2 separate regions of the Homo sapiens genome follow, and region 1 is linked to region 2. Evidence: chromatin loops called from intact Hi-C (ENCODE). Cell type or tissue: endothelial cell of umbilical vein. All regions are shown on one strand.

What was found. A loop is a pair of places that touch in the nucleus more often than their neighbours do. Peaks named below come from ENCODE experiments on the same cell type or tissue, not always from the same donor. Only the 100,000 strongest peaks of a DNase experiment are listed, where the experiment ranks them.
Region 1: it touches region 2 in a loop (3-fold over the local background); 1 of 110 quality-filtered maps calls a loop at or near these places.

The regions. Positions count from the first base shown.
Region 1 is chr9:87,505,538-87,513,537 of GRCh38, forward strand. The region is part of intron 2 of DAPK1 (death associated protein kinase 1); the gene reads left to right. Among named protein-coding and RNA genes, the nearest start is that of DAPK1, 12 kb to the left of the region's middle. In endothelial cell of umbilical vein, no CTCF peak of the experiment used is centred here; DNase peaks (open chromatin) are centred at 4,554 and 7,834; H3K27ac peaks cover 1,897 bases.
Region 2 is chr9:87,710,335-87,718,334 of GRCh38, forward strand. No RefSeq gene overlaps it. Among named protein-coding and RNA genes, the nearest start is that of CTSL, 12 kb to the right of the region's middle. RefSeq lists an enhancer at 3,053-4,252. In endothelial cell of umbilical vein, no CTCF peak of the experiment used is centred here; DNase peaks (open chromatin) are centred at 3,397, 4,657 and 5,977; H3K27ac peaks cover 2,689 bases.

The sequences.
Region 1 (8,000 bases), 200 kb before region 2:
GGCGCCTGCCACCGTGCCTGGCTTATTTTTTGTATTTTTAGTAGAGACGGGGTTTCACCATCTTGGCCAGGCTGGTCTTGAACTCCTGACCTCGTGAGTCACCCTCCTCGGCCTCCCGAAGTGCTGGGATTACAGGCATGAATCACTGTGCCTGGCCTTTTGCATTTTTGGAGACGAAGTCTTGCTCTGTTGCCCAGGCTAGAGTGCAGTGGGGCGATCTTGGCTCACTGCAACCTCTGCCTCCCCAGTTCAAGTGATTCTCTGTCTCAGCCTCCAAATAGCTGGAATTATAGGCATGCATCACCATACCTGGCTAATTTTTTTATTTTTAGTAGAGGTGGGGTTTCGCCATGTTGGCTAGGCTGGTCTTGAACTCCTGACCTCAAGTGATCCGCCCGTCTCGGCCTCCCAAAGTGCTGGGATTATAAGCGTCAGCCTCTCGCTGTGCCTGGCCGGGACTTTGACCTGGAAGAAGGCTGAGTGACCAGCATTGCCTCCCTTCACATTTTATCCACCTGTGTTTAGACAGGTCAAGTGGCTTTCTCCAGGCAGCTGATTAAAAGGTGGCAAGACATGGACCCAGAACCCAGGGCCAGGCCTATTTCATTATCTGTGCTATTTAGGATTTGGCAGTTTTCCATCTTTGAAAGCCAGATGAAGTTGATATTTAAGAGAGGTGAAGTAGGCAGCCATTTGGCGCCAATTTATTTCAGCATCTGCATGGAGAAAATGGTTAGGGATAAATAGTAGACCCTTCATGGAAGGTTTTCATTTGAAGCCCAGCCAAAGGCAACAGGGTCTGCCCTTTGAGCTCAGAACTTTCGCAGGCCTTAACGACACACTGGGACCTTCTTTCCTTTTCCAAATGGCTTCAGCCTTGCAGTTTGGAATGATGTCAACATGTGGCGTAGTTTTATTCAAGTCCCAAGTTAATGGTTTACCTTTTTAGAAAACTCCAAAAACACTTTCATTGTTATTTAACTTTTGAGTTATGTAATGTCTAAGAGTCTTGTCTCTGACCCGTGCACCTACCTGCCACTGACCAACAGTTTCTCATTTCCTTACGCAACAACTAGTCTGGCTAGCTTAGAGTTGGTGTGTGATTGTTTGAGACTTTATGTGGAAGATAATATTTAATTGTTTTGTTCTGGTTTGTTGGGGTAAATTATACAAATGGAATGCATCCTTTCTCGGCCTTGAAAGAGGTTATATGACAGTACAATTATAATAAATTCAGTGTATGACTTTGGGTACATTCTATTATAAACGAATTTTTTTAAAGGTGCAGTTAGAAGAAGGTGGAAGAAAAAAGAAGTTGACACTCCGATTTTCCACATCATCTAACTAAAATGGATTTAAACTAACTTTCTCTAACTATTAAATCTTTCTTAGGTAAGTACAGTTGTATCCCAGCTCTAGAGTTAATGTGCTGGGTGGGTTTTTACAAATAAAAAATCTAAAACCTAAAATAGTTGTGTTTTATCTTCTGTCCCAATCCAAAACAAAACAAAACAATCATGTGATAGTAACTAATCTCTGGAGATACCTGACAAGCGTGGTCCAATAGTGACGCGGGTTTGTCACTTTGGTCTTTAGGTGACATTGACAGCTGGTGTGGCATATGGATCACACTGTGGTCATTGAAGTATAATGTTGCTTACTTCTGAGAAGTGATCATGGGGCCTTTTTTTTGAGACGGAATTTCGCTCTTGTTGCCCTGGCTGGAATGCAATGGCGCTATCTCGGCTCACTGCAACCTCCGCCTCCTGGGTTCAAGCGATTCTCCTGCCTCAGCCTCCCAAGTAGCTGGGATTACAGGCATGCACCACCACGCCTGGCTAATTTTGTATTTTTAGAGGATTTCTCCATGTTAGTCTGGCTGGTCTTGAACTCCTGACCTCAGGTGATCTGCTCGCCTCAGCCTCCCAAAGTGTTGGGATTACAGGCATGAGCCACCGCATCTGGTGTTCACGGGGCTTTTACCTTATGTACTACCTTTCGATGTTTCAGTTGTGAGCTTGAAAAATTTTATTCAGTAACCTAACATATAATTAGAGATGCCAGAGTGGTGGGGAGGGGAGGGAAGGAGGTTGGGAGAATGTTGTTGATTTTTTTTTTCCCTTTATAAACACATACAACTTTGGACGAAGAACATAATGTTTGAGCAAATGAATGCTTGTAAACTGCCGATCTCTGAAGTGTGAAAAGTTTATATTGATGGCACTTATATTCATAAGCCTGATGGGTTTTGGCTGGGAAATTTGGCTCGAGGTACGGACTTCTTTTGGGACACATTTTATTTTTCTGTCAAAACTGCCTGATTATTCTTATTTAGGAAATATGTGATGAATGAGGCTGGCTGGCAAATATTTTAAGTGCAGTTGATATTATAAATTTTCACCTACAAAAATGAACTACTTTTCATTGTTGAATAGTTATGTCTTAGTTCATTGCTTTTACTTTTGAAACTGTATAAACTTTTCCCTTTTTTTGGAGACGGAGTGTCGCTCTGTCACCCAGACTAGAGTGCAGTGGCATGCTCTTGGCTCGCTGCAACCTCTGCCTCCTGAGTCAAGTGATTCTCCTGCCTCAGCCTCCTGAGTAGCTGGGACTACAGGCACCCGCCACGACGCCCGGCTAATTTTTGTGTTTTTAGTAGAGACGGGGTTTCACCATGATGGCCAGGCTGATCTGGAACTCCTGACCTCAGGTGATCTGCCCTCCTCGGTCTCCCAAAGTACTGGGATTACAGGTGTGAGTCGCCGCACTGGTCCAACTTTTCCTTTTCACCTTAGAAAGATTGTCAGGATTTTTTTTTTTTTTTAAACGGAGTCTTGCTTTGTCGCCCAGGCTGGAGTGCAGTGGCGCGATTTCGGCTCACTGCAACCTCCACCTCCCGGGTTCACGCCATTCTCCTGCCTCAGCCTCCCGAGTAGCTGGGACTACAGGTGCCCGCCACCACACCTGGCTAATTTTTGGTATTTTTAGTAGAGTCAGGGTTTCACCGTGTTAGCCAGGATGGTCTCTATCTCCTGACCTCGTGATCCGCCCACCTCGGCCTCCCAAAGTGCTGGGATTACAGGCGTGAGCCACCGTGCCCGGCCACGATTGTCAGGATTTTTGAGACCTTACTACAACCCCTGACACCTGACCCACAGTATAGAATTTTCCAGGTGAAAAAGACATGTAGAGAAAGTCATCAATGCCATTCTTTTTTTTCCCCATTCATGAAAATGATTAGATTTTCCTTTGAGCTGCCTGTCTGTCTGCCTAGCACCTCATATGTCTATCCAGGACTGGGCTGCCTCAGAGAGGATAGGTACACCTAAAGCAATGCAAGAAAAAAAGTGGCGGAAGGATACCATGGGACAGGCAGAGAGAAGAGGTCAGAATTTAGTGTTGATTCAGTTCCGATATTTCCACCCTCCTTTGAGAAGTTTTTCGAAATTGTTTTGCCTCCTCTGTGTAAAGCTCAATTTTTGAGGCCATCTGTGGTTTATGGGTAAGCAGCAGAAATGTGTGTCTCTGGGAAAGTGATGAAAGGCTGCAACCTTTGGAGTGTAATATTTAATAGACTAGGAATTACAAGCTGTTTGGCTTTATAAAAACAAAGCTACAGGCGCTGCAGGTATACGTATCCTGTAGAGAACAGACTTTTAATGGGTGCTGCTCATGTTGGAGATGCTGAATGGTATATAATACACAGAAGAGCTGTCCTTAGGAATTTGGTAAGGCAAAAAGCGCTAAAAAGTTATTTATTACCTTAAAATAATATTTCATTGGCCTATAAATCAGTATAATTGAAAGCACAGCCTGCCAGCATTTTCTTTTCTTTTTTTTTGAAATGGAGTTTTCCTCTTGTTGCTCAGGCTGGAGTGCAATGGCGCAATCTCAGCTCACCACAACCTCTGCCTCCGGGTTCAAGCGATTCTCCTGCCTCAGCCCCCCGAGTAGCTGGGATTACAGGCATGCACCACCACGCCCCGCTAATTTTATATTTTTAGTAGAGATGGGGTTTCTCCATGTTGGTCAGGCTGGTCTTGAACTCCTGACCTTAGGTGATCCGCCCGCCTCGGCCCCCCACAATGCTGGGATTACAGGCGTGAGCCACCGCGCCCGGCCATCCTGCCAGCGTTTTCTTCTGTGCACTTGGGATGGGAATATAGAAAATTGTCTTCCTAGATATTGGCTTTGCCATTCAAAGTCTCTACAGTCAGTGTGTGAACTGCTGGGAGTGATGCCAGAATCTTTCACAGATTTCATTCCTGGGAGCTCTTCTGGCGTCAGATGATCGCGGTTTCTTTTCCTTCTGCACCACAGCACATGGAGGAGGCCTCTTTCTCACTTGCTCCGTTCCTTTGCCATTCATGGAGGCAGTGGCACCAGTGAGCTCACGGCCAGGCCGCTTTTGCCCTTTTTCTGACTAAGTCACTATAGATGGACTAAACAGAATATATTTACAGTTCGCCCATTTAGAATCGATAAGGGTGTGCCCCAGGCTCCATCGTATATTCCATTACATACAGCCTCAGGCATCCGTTTCAATTGTTTGGGAGAGGAAGTGAATTAGCACAAGTGGAATATCTACAGGATGAAACGTTGTCAGTCTGTGCGTTCCTCCCCACCCCTTCGTTGGCTGGAAGAGATAACGCTTGACACGTATGGAGCAGACAGGGTAATGTCAGCCTCGTGGCCATGGAGAAGCAGGAAGTCCCTTGGTTTTGTTCAGTGTGATTTGGGCATTGAATGAGTAGATCCTGTTTTAAGAATATTACTCATTAATATGAACCATCATTTTGTAGGTCTTTTAGAAGCAACATTCTCTTTAGTGCAGATAATGCTTATCTGCATTGAGAGAAGTTATAATAACCTGGAGAATGAGAAGGAAATACACATGCGAAATGGCCCAGCCGGTTTCTCCTGGCAACCTCTCCAGAGCATGTCCTAGGCTACTCCTCCAGGAAGGCTCCTGCTCTGATTTCCTGTATTCCTTCACGATTTGGAGTAGATAACTGGCCACTTGGCATTCTTATTACAGGGGACTTATGCGTGGGATTATTGGCTTCCCCTGTGGACTGTGAGTTTTCTGAGGGTAGAGAACATGGCCTTTTGTCTCTGGTGTTGGTTGGAATTCAGCTAAGTGCACGGTAAGCCATGTTTATTTCGTTGCCTTATAAAGGTACATATGCAGAAATTAGAACAGTGTTTCAGGGCTTTGGACCCAAATCCCTGTCTCCACAAAACACATTAGCTGTTACTTTGGGAAAGTCACTTGACTTCTGTGAGATTTAGTTTTTCTCATCTGTAAAATGGGGATAGTCATCACGGCTAATTCATAAGGTGGTTGTGAGGATGTCTGTGATATGTATAAAGTGCTTGGCACAGTACTAGGCACACAGTAAGTGCTTGAGAGGTGGACGCTATTTAACAAGACAGAGCAGGAACGGGAGAGAGAGGGAGAGCGACAGTATAACATGCTTCTGAATCTGTGTTCCCGGGTCCTACCTCTTCATTCATTCCTGCCCTGGCCTCCCACAGGCAGAGTGCGGGTGAGGGCTCACTTCTCCTCAGTTTCATCCTTCCTCCCTCTCTTCTCCTCTGCCTGTCTCTCCTTTGGCTCAGCTTGCCTGGTGGGCTCATTCTGCCAAGTTTGCCTTTGCTTGTCTGTTCCATTTTTCTAGGTATCCTTGCCTCCTTCCGACTGGACTCAGTTTATGTGCCGAGCTCTCTTGGTGAGTCCACCTTATTATGTGCTCATTAGATGATGCTTAGGGTTCCTAAGAAACATATTGACTAGGAATTTAGCTGTGCATCTGAAAGTTGGCTGCTGAACGCAGAGCTTCAAGGGATACCCTTTTCAAAGTCCACAAGACACCATGGGAAAGGGAGGGAAAAGCTTCATGTTAAGGAGGATCTGTTAAGATGGGAAGAGATGCATTTAAGGAAGCAGAGACAACTAAAAGCCGCTCTGTAGCCAGGAGGAGTTAGCTGCTCAGCAAGAAGGCTGCTTGGAAATGCTTTGAGGGATATCATCCTGGTGTTACAGGGAACCTGAGACTATGTGAGCACATAAATTCGTGTTTTTAATGCAGTGTGCTTCAGTTCCTGAAAGGTAGATTTTCTTTTTCTTTTGTGTGTGTGTGTGTGTGTGTGTGTGTGTGTGTGTGTCTGTGGTTTGTTTTTTTTTCTCCCAGATGGAGTCTCACTCTGTCACCCGGCCTGGAGTGCAGTGGCGCGATCTCGGCTCACTGCAACCTCCGCCTCCTGGTTTCAAGCGATTCTCCTGCCTCAACCTCCCAAGTAGCTGGGATTACAGGAGCCTGCCACTACACCCAGCTAATTTTTTGTATTTTTAGTAGAGATGGGGTTTCACCATGCTGGCCAGGCTGGTCTCAAACTCCTGACCTTAGGTGATCCACCCACCTCGGCCTCCCAAAGTGCTGGGATTGCAGGTGTGAGCCACCACGCCCGGCCTGATTTTATTTTTCTAGCTTGCTTTTTCAAGAGAAACCATCTTTTATTTATTTGTTTGTTTATTTTTTTAGAGACAAGGTCTTGCTATGTTACCCAGGCACAGTGGTGTGATCATAGCTCACTGCAGCCCCAAATTCCTGGGCTCAAGTGATCCTCTCACCTCAGCCTCCTGCATAGCTGGGACTATAGGCATGTGCCAACACACCTGGCTTAAAAGCCATCTTAAGTGGCCAAATAAGACACTGGGAATTTGATTAGGGATACAAATAATTGATTTTTTTTTTTCATGGATCTTTATGGAGAAAGGAGTCTGAGATGAGTGTGGACACCTGAGTCCCTGACCAAGAGAAGCCTTGTGCAGCATGTCAGACAGACAGCAGATCCTGAAGCTCCATTCAGTTGTGACATGTACCAATTTAAGATGTGAAAATGAGTGTTTTGCCAAGCCAGAACTGTCCGTGCCAAGAAAAGCCCATTAGGTTGGTGGCTGAAAGGCTGGATTGTTAGGATGTACTGAATGGTGAGGCCCTGCCAGCTGCTGCGGGTAAATGCCCACTTACATGTCTAAGTACTCATTCTGTTCCCCTGGAGTGGGGTCCAGTTTGTTCAAGAAACATGGCTGCTGTGTGAGAGGCTGCTTTCTTTTTTTTGAGACGGAGTCTTGCCCTGTCGCCCAGGCTGGAGTACAGTGGTGTAATCTCGGCTCACTGCAACCTCCGCCTTCCAGGTTCAAGAGATTCTCCTGCCTCAGAGTAAGTAGCTGGGATTACAGGTGTGTGCCACCATGCCCAGCTAATTTTTGTATTTTTAGTAGACACAGGGTTTCACCATGTTGACCAGGCTGGTCTCGAACTCCTGACCTCAGAGGCTGGTGATCCACCCACCTCAGCCTCCCAAAGTGCTGGGATTACAGACATGAGCCACCATGCCTGGCCGAGAGGCTGCTTTCTTTTAAAGAATTATTTCTTGTTCTTTGGGCTTGTTGGGTGGGTATCTTTAGTTTGTAAAAGTAACATAACACTGACAAAATCTGAAAAGGAAAATACTTGGAAATTGGGTCTATAAGGTGAATTTAGGTAAAACATCAAGAGAACTAACAAATAGACAACAAATAAGCTATAAACAGGTACCATAAATAGGCTGTTAAACGAAACTGTCATTTGAACCGTAATATTTGCCCATCATTTATTCATTCCTCAAGGGCTAATTGAATATCTGAATGATCTTGCTGCAGTGTTGGGCAGGGCCCTCTATCTCAGCAAGCTTCTAGTCATGTAGGATAGACAGACTTTTGCACAACCAACAGTATTGGAAAGCCTAAATAGGAAGTGAGATGAAGCATGGAAAAATGTTTTTTGGAGTTCAGCCAAGGAGAGCGTTTTGACTTGGAGGTTTCATTCCTTCATTCAGATTCTTGTGGACGACGTAAAAATGTAAGCAGGTGGGTGCAAGTGTGGGTATGTATGTATGTCTCTACCCTTGCCTTCCTTGGAGAAAACTGGAAATAAGACATGAAAGAAATGGGG
Region 2 (8,000 bases):
TATCCCAGGGACCCAAAGCCAGTACGGTGTGGGCTTGAAGGCATTTGTGGGAGTTGCAATGGGTTCCAAAATCTCAACCCCTACACCTTCTAAAAGGAATCAGAACTTGGTGGAAATTTTGCTGGTCTATTTTGTAGAAAAGCTGTTAGGGTGACAACTACAGGATTCACAAAAATCATAAAACTATATTTGGCCCTGTCGCTGTTCAGAGTCCACACTGGTCTTACTAAGCCCTGATAGAGTGACCACAGAAAAGTCACTCCAAAGTGAGGGGCCCAGCGTGGCTGTTCTTGCATAAACAATGGCTAGATAATAGCCGGGCTGTAAAACCAAGAGGGAAGTGCGCAGATCTGAGCTTAGAAGTGGAAGCTTTCATTAAGAGTAAAAAGATGGGCCAGGTGCAGTGGTTCATGCCTGTAATCCCAGCACTTTGGGAGGCGGAGGTGGGCAGATCACCTGAGGTCAGGAGTTCAAGACCAGCCTGGGCAAAATGGTGAAACCCTGTCTGTGCTAAAAATACAAAAAAATTAGCCAGGCATGGTGGTGTGTGCCTGAAATTCCAGCTACTTAGGAGGCTGAGGCAGGAGAATCACTTGAACCCAGGAGGCAGAGGTTGCAGTGAGCTGAGATCGCACCACTGCACTCCAGCCTGGGCAACAAGCGCAAAAATTACGTCTAAAAAAAAAAAGAATAAAAAGATGGAGGCGGGCGTGGCGGGTCACACCTGTAATCCTAGCACTTTGGGAAGCCAAGATAGGCAGATCACTTGAGGTCAGGAGTTCGAGACCAGCCTGGCCAACATGGTGAAACCTTGTCTCTACTAAAAATACAAAAAAATTAGCTGGGCGTGGTGAGGGGGCGCCTGTAATCCCAGCTACTCAGGAGACTGAGGCAGGAGAATTGCTTGAACCCGGGAGGCAGAGGTTGCAGTGAAATGAGATTGCTCCATTGCACTCCAGCCTGGGCGACTGAGCGAGACTCCATCTCAAAATAAACGAATGAATGAATTAAAAGATGATTTCAGTTTTGCAAGATGAAGAAAGTTTCTGGAGGGCATGGTGATGATGGCACAACAATATGAATGTATTGAATGCCACTGATCTGTGCAGTTCAAGTTGGGTAAAGTAGTAAATTTTGTGTTTCTCTATATTACCACAGTTTTCTTTAAAAAAAAAAAAAAAACTAAAAAGATAAAGCTGAAACCTAAAAATGTCCAGGTAACAATAAAGCTGGCAGAGTAATGTACAAGACTACCTACTGTATTTAGAGCAGCTCAGCCAAGCGGAGCCCCCCAGAAAAGGGGAACAGGAAAAGGGATTGATTGCTTTTTAAAGAATTTAATATTTGTTATTTCAAAAAAAAAAAAACTTTAAAGTGGTCCTCAGAGGGGGAAGAAGTGAGAGTTCTGTTTGGCTTCTTTCCTCTTTTGATTGGCAGAGGGTTTTGTTTTTAGTTTGAATTCGTATTTGAGACCCAGCGCCACAGTCTTTGCAGGACTATGCATTCCTGAGAACTTAAACTGAACTGTTTATGAGGAATAGTGTGAGGGTGAGGGCCCAGCCCTGGCTCACTGAGTCCTCAGGGCTCAGCTCCACAGCTGCCTGAGGAATTTGCTCTCAAGGGCAATCTTCAGCGATCTGGAGCATAGCTGGGCTTTGGGTGGCAACCTGAGGGTGAGGTCAGACTGTAGCATCACAACCAAAAGTCACATGCTGATGACAGGCTCCAAATCCTCCCAGCCCAGGGCCTGGTGGCTTCCAGATGTTGACTCAGGACAGGAACCGCTTGTCTGCCCTAAATGAATGCCATGGCCAGAGAGGGTGGACCAGGGGCACCTCTGACAGGGAGAGTTAAGGAGCAGTGAGCTCCCTTCCACCTCCGCTGAGCAGAAAGGAACCCTGGAAATACCTTCAGGACAGACAGCTGCTGATCTCTTCCTGGAAGCGCTGGGCCTCAGAAGCTTGCTGGTTCCTGCCTATTTGCTCCCACGGCAAATTCTTGATTCTTTATCAGAAAGGAGGGAAGAAGTGTGTGGGTGTGAGGGGGAAGAAGCCACAGGAATGCCCACAGCAGAGGTCCTCGGGGACGCTGGGCTATCCCTGGTGGCAACACTCTTGGGGCTGGTGCTGGGTGAGGACGGCCTCCCAAGCACCCTATGCTGTGACTCCAGCCCCCAGGATTCTCCTCAGGGTAGAGAGAAGGAGCTCAGGTGAGCTCTGGATGAATGATACCATCTTTTCCATTGAAATCACAGAATTTTACAACTAAAGAGAACTTCCAGATGGTTTGAGTCAACCGCACTCTGGCAGCTGGAAGCAGAGATGAAAAGATTCAGGCAAAATTACACAGTTCAATTATTAACAATTCAGACTAAGCATCAGGCCATCTGACCCCAACTGAGGGCCCCTCATCCTATTCTACTAAGTATATTACACTGCAGTCTGTATGTGTGTGTGCATGTGTGTGTCATGAGAGTACACGGATATGCAGGTGTATGCATCTGTATTTTGTGCATAAATGTGTGCATTTGTGTACATGTATATTAATGTATGTGCGTGTGTCATGTGCATATGTGTAGCAGAGTTAGTGTGCATATGCACATGTGTATATGTGTATTGCGCATGTGTATACACATGTATATATGGGGGTAAGTCTGTGTCTTTGGTATGTGCATATATGTGTGTGTGTGATGTGTGTGCATGTGTGTGTGCTTTGTGTGTGTGGTGTGTGTGCATGTGGTGTGTGTGGGGGTGTGTGTGGTGTGTGTTTATGTGATGTGTGTGTGGTGTGTGTGTGAGGTGTGTAGGGTGTGTGCGTGTGTGGTGTGCATGTGGTATGGTTGTGTGTGGTGTGTGCGTGTGTGGTGTGTGTGTGGGGTGTGCGCATATGTGTGGCATATGTATGTGTATATGTGTGGTGTGTGTTGTGTTTGGTGTGTGTGGTGTGTGCATGTGTGTATCTGGTGTGTGTGGTGTGTGTGATGTGTGTATGTGCGGTGTGTGTGTTTTTGGTGTGTGGTGTTTGTGGTGTGTATGTGTTTGGTGTGTGGTGTGTGTGTTTGGTGTGTGGTGTGTGTGTGGTGTGTGTGTGGGGGGGGTGTGGTGTGTGTGTGGTGTGTCGTGTGTGTGTGTGTCATGAGAGATTCTTAGGCCATAATGGCTTTTTTTTCTGACCAAGAGACTTGATTCTTGCTGATTCAGCCATGAGTGTGCATTTCCCACAATCAGGGTGACTAACCAGGACATCCGGAGAAGTTTCTTCCTCTCTGCCTCACCCATCCCACTCGCTCCATCCTCAAAGCGGACACTCAGATGCTGGGGCTTCTGCCCCAGTGTGTGACCCCACGGGAGGTTTGCAGAGTCCTCAGGTTGCGTCACAGCCAGCGTTGATGAGCATCATCCTGTCTTCCAAGAAGGCAGGCCAGTCACCCAAGAATGAGCCAGAGCTGCTTCTGTAAATCACGAGATTCTGTGACCCAGATTAACATGGAAGGAGAAACCAGCAGCTGCTGCCGCCGTAGGCACAAGTCAGCAACTTCAGTCCTTCTGAGGCTGGCCCTTCCTGGCCATGGGCTGCCCTTTCCCTTTGGGGTAATTTGAGGCAATGAAAGTTTTTATTCCCTTTGGTTGTATTTTCTAGACATGTTTTAATGTAGCTGAAATCATATGAAGTGTTCAATTTTATACCCTGCTTTTTTTAAACGGAAGATTATGACACAGCTTTTTTACAATGTTATTAGAAGCTTTTCAGAAACATTCCTTTTAACGGCTGCAAAATGCTATAATAATATTGTCATATCCCAATTCCCTACTGTGAAACACTCAGGCGTTATTCCCTGTTGAAAACAAAGCTGGGCTAAACATCTTTATGCACATTTTTTTCTGTATTTCGGACTGGACATGATATATGTGGCTTTTTGGGCTGTCGGCACATAACAATTAAAATCCAAAAAGAGAAAACATTAATTGCTGAGCAAAACTTTGCATTTATGTTGCACTCTATCTGGTTTTCTTTTCTTCCAGAAAAACATTATTTTATTAATCAATGGCTAACACACTTTATAATAATTTTTACCAAATTTTTTGCTACATATAACAGCTTTTATAATCTTACTCTTTTAGCAAGAACGGAAAAAATTCATTCTTTCCACCATCACAAGAGATTAATTACTCAATAATTACATTTATTACCAGTTTAGAAAACTTTGAGCTTCAAAACCCATTACAGGCAATGTCATAAATTTTAAAGATTACTGTCAAATCTGGTGAACACTCTATCAAGTTTAGTTTCATTTGATTATACATAAGCTGTAAGATTTTCTGACATTGCAAGTTTAATTGTCTAGTGACTTATTTTAAATGCTTTTTAATGCCAACACTCATTATCCAATTGTCATTCATGTCCTTCTCTGCCTGGCTTTATGGGCTGAATTTCTGTGCAGGTGCCTTTTGCTGAGAAGGCACCCTTCCCAGTGCTCTGGGCCATTCTCTGTGTGGTTCCATTGCTATCCCGCTCCAGGTACCAAAGGATTTGGCCTCCAAACTCTGCTGCCCACCTTGGTGGTTGGACACATACTCCTGGAGGACCTGGAGTCAAAACAAGCCACATACATCCTGCTGACATGGAGAACAGCCAGCTACTGAGCAAACATGCAACACTGGTGATATTGTGCAATGTTCCCAGCTGTGAATTTATCTCATTGTTTTCACCCAGTGACATTTTTATCTTATCCCTCCATAAGCCAGGCAAAAGTACACTAAACGCTTGAATAGATTCTCTCTTGTCATTTTGGAATTACTATTTTCATTTTTTATTTGAAAATGAGAAATAAAAAGGAATCTTATAACTTCTCTCTGCCCCTTAAAGCTATTTTCAATAAAGAGTAGCTTTTTTTTTTTTTTTTTTGTGAAATGGAGTCTTGCTCTGTCACTCTGTCGCCAGGCTGGTGTGCAGTGGTGCGATCTCGGCTTACTGCAACCTCTGCCTCCCAGGTTCAAGTGATTCTCCTGCCTCAGGCTCCTGAGTAGCAGGGACTACAGGCACGCACCACCACACCTGGCTAATTTTTGTATTTTTAGTAGAGACGGGGTTTTACCATGTTGGCCAGGATGGTCTCGATCTCTTGACCTCATGATCCGCCCACTTTGGCCTCCCAAAGTGCTGGGATTACAGGCATGAGCCACCGTGCCTGGCCGCCTTTTTTTTTTTTTTTTTTTTTTTTTAACTGACTCTTAAACCTTGAGACGCCTTGCTATTGCCAGTGGTTCCCACACTTTGGGAATGTTATGAAATAGCAAACTTTTATAAAGAACATGGAGGACTGACACTCTGACACTTTGTTTTGCAAAGAACACAGAAACTACAATAACTATCCAATGCTGTCACCAATCATAGTGCCCCAAAAGAAAGAGAAGGAAAGAAAGAAATTAATAAATAGAGAAAAAAATTCCAAATGAAAAAAATTAAAGCAGCAAGGAAGGGCGGGGCACGGTGGCTCACGCCTGTAATCCCATTACTTTGGGAGGTCGAGGCGGGTAGATCACTTGAGGCCAGGAGTTCAAGACCAGCCTGGCCAACATGGCGAAACCTTGTCTCTACTAAAAATACAAATATTAGCCAGGCATGGTGGCACGCTCCTGTAATCCCAGCTACCGGGGAGGCTGAGGCACGAGAATCACTTGAACCCGGGAGGCAGAGGCTGGAGTGAGCCGAGATTGTGCCACTGCACTCCAGCCTGGGCAACAGAGCAAGACAGAGCAAAAAAAAAAAAAAAAAAAAAAAAAAAAAGCAGCAAGGAAGGCAAGGAAGGAAGGAAACAAAAGAGAGAGAGAAAGTGGGAAGGTTACAGTCCTAGAATAATTAACATTCCTTTCAATGGAATAACTTAATCTTAGGGGAAAAAAATTACCCAGTGCTCTTCATTTTTCTCCATTTCCCTGGAATTGTGAAAAGTTCACCATGGGCAACATGACTCTAAAGGTTTATTGCTGTGTTTTGTTTGCTCAGGAGCCTTTGCTCTTTGCTATGCATAGAAGTTCAGGAAAAGCCCTCAGGCCCCGTCTCATGACATATTTCATGACAATGTTTATTCCATCCCCTGAACACTGAAACTTACCCAAGGTCCCTGCGGGAGGGCCACACTTTAGGAAGCACAGTATTTCTGGTTGCTCTTAACATAGGGGCATAGGATCCAACAGTCAGGAGGAAATGGGATGTCTCGAAGTTCAGCCAGAGCATCACCCGCCATGAAATATGAGGGTCAGTCGGTCTCCGCTCAAATGGTCCCAGAGATGGAGGATTGGAAAAGCAGATTTTAATTCCTACGTGAGCTGACACTTACCACCTGTATTTCTCATCCCTTGTTCTGTCTTCCAGGCTATAAAGACGCCTTGAATCCTCCTCCACGATACCCGCCCCACTATTTGTTGGCACAGCTATGATGCTGCTTATGGATTGTTTTCACTCCTAAAGACAGTGGCGCAAGGCAAGGTGACCTGGAGCGAGGCCATCCTGAGTGCCCACCCAGCTTCCCAGGAGCCTGTTGGAATTTGGAAGGACATTTGCCTCTGTTTATAAAGACTGGCTTTTTGCTGAAAGCCAGGGTCTCAAAAATTTTGTTTTATTAATAGAAGCTAAACCCCAAACATTTGGCTCTTTTTCATTCCATTTCCCCTTTCACAATCTTAACTATTCCCAAGACAATGGATACCTCTGCCTGTATCAAGGGCAGATTGTCAATAAGAAAGTCAACAGGAAATAAACATTATTATTTCAAAAATACTATCCTTATCCATTTTAAATTAAGGGGCTAGGAGAAAAGGATATGAGGATTTACTGTTGAATGGGTTAGGAGTTTCAGTTTGGGATGAAGAGAAAGTTCTGGAGATGGATGGCGGTGATGGTGGCACAACAATGCGATGAACTTCATGCCGCTCTCAAAAATAGTGAAAATGGTCAAGTTTATGTTACGTCTATTTTACTATAATAAAAAAAAAATTTTGGTTTTCAGTGGGCAGGTGAATAAGGAGACCCTCTTGCCACCTCTTGGCAAGAGCAAGAAAGGAGATTGGAATATCAGCAGTGTGAGCTCTTCCAAGGGCAGTGGTGACAGCCTGGGAGACTGGTCAGCGTAGCAAGGGCAGGTGCAGGTCCCTGGTCCTAGAATGTGAGTGTGGCAAGCCAGCCTTAACTTCTGCCTGCCTAGGAGGCATCCTAGGAGGTGAGCCTTAGTGAGCAGGGGTGAGCTCTGTTTGTCCTGTATGCAGCAGCAGATTATCTGTCTGCTCATGCAGACTATGTAGATTGCTCAGAGTTGCTAGAGGGAGGGCCTGTGGGGCCTGAACTTCAGCCTGCACTCAGCTCATCAAGCCATGGGCTCTCTCAGGGCCATGTCTGTCCAACCCTTGCAAAGCCTCTGGATGGGTGATCCTGGGCACTAAACCTTGACCATTCTAAAATACTATTTGGCACAGCCTGGATGAGGTCTGTACATAGAGTGTGTAGATCCCTCAAGTTCCCTGAACACTCCGCCATGCAAGTGATGCAGAGAAGTCAGCTAGGAGGAAGACAAGGTGTGGGGAAGAACAGCACCAGCCAGGAAGCATCATCCCAAATCTGAGTTCATGAGGCTGATGAAGAGAATGTCCACACCATTAAAGAGATTCTAGCATTCCTTTTCTATGTTTGTCAACCTTTGTCCTTGTTAGTGCCTGAATAAAACTGAACATGAGAATGTGGCCATGGGAATTATAGTATAGGCCTAAGGAGAGGTTGTAAACTTCAGGCTTCATCAACACTTGACCATTTCCTCCCATTTTCTGGGAACTAATTAGCCCCTTTCTGTTTCACCCATGCAGTACCCCGGCTATTGGGCTTCATTACTCCAGTATGCTTTCCAGAACTATCATATTCCTTTAATCTTCTTGAAATAAATTTGGCTTGGATCGCACTCCCCTAAATCTAGTCTCTTTCATTGTCCAGGGAGCCACCCCTCCTCCCAT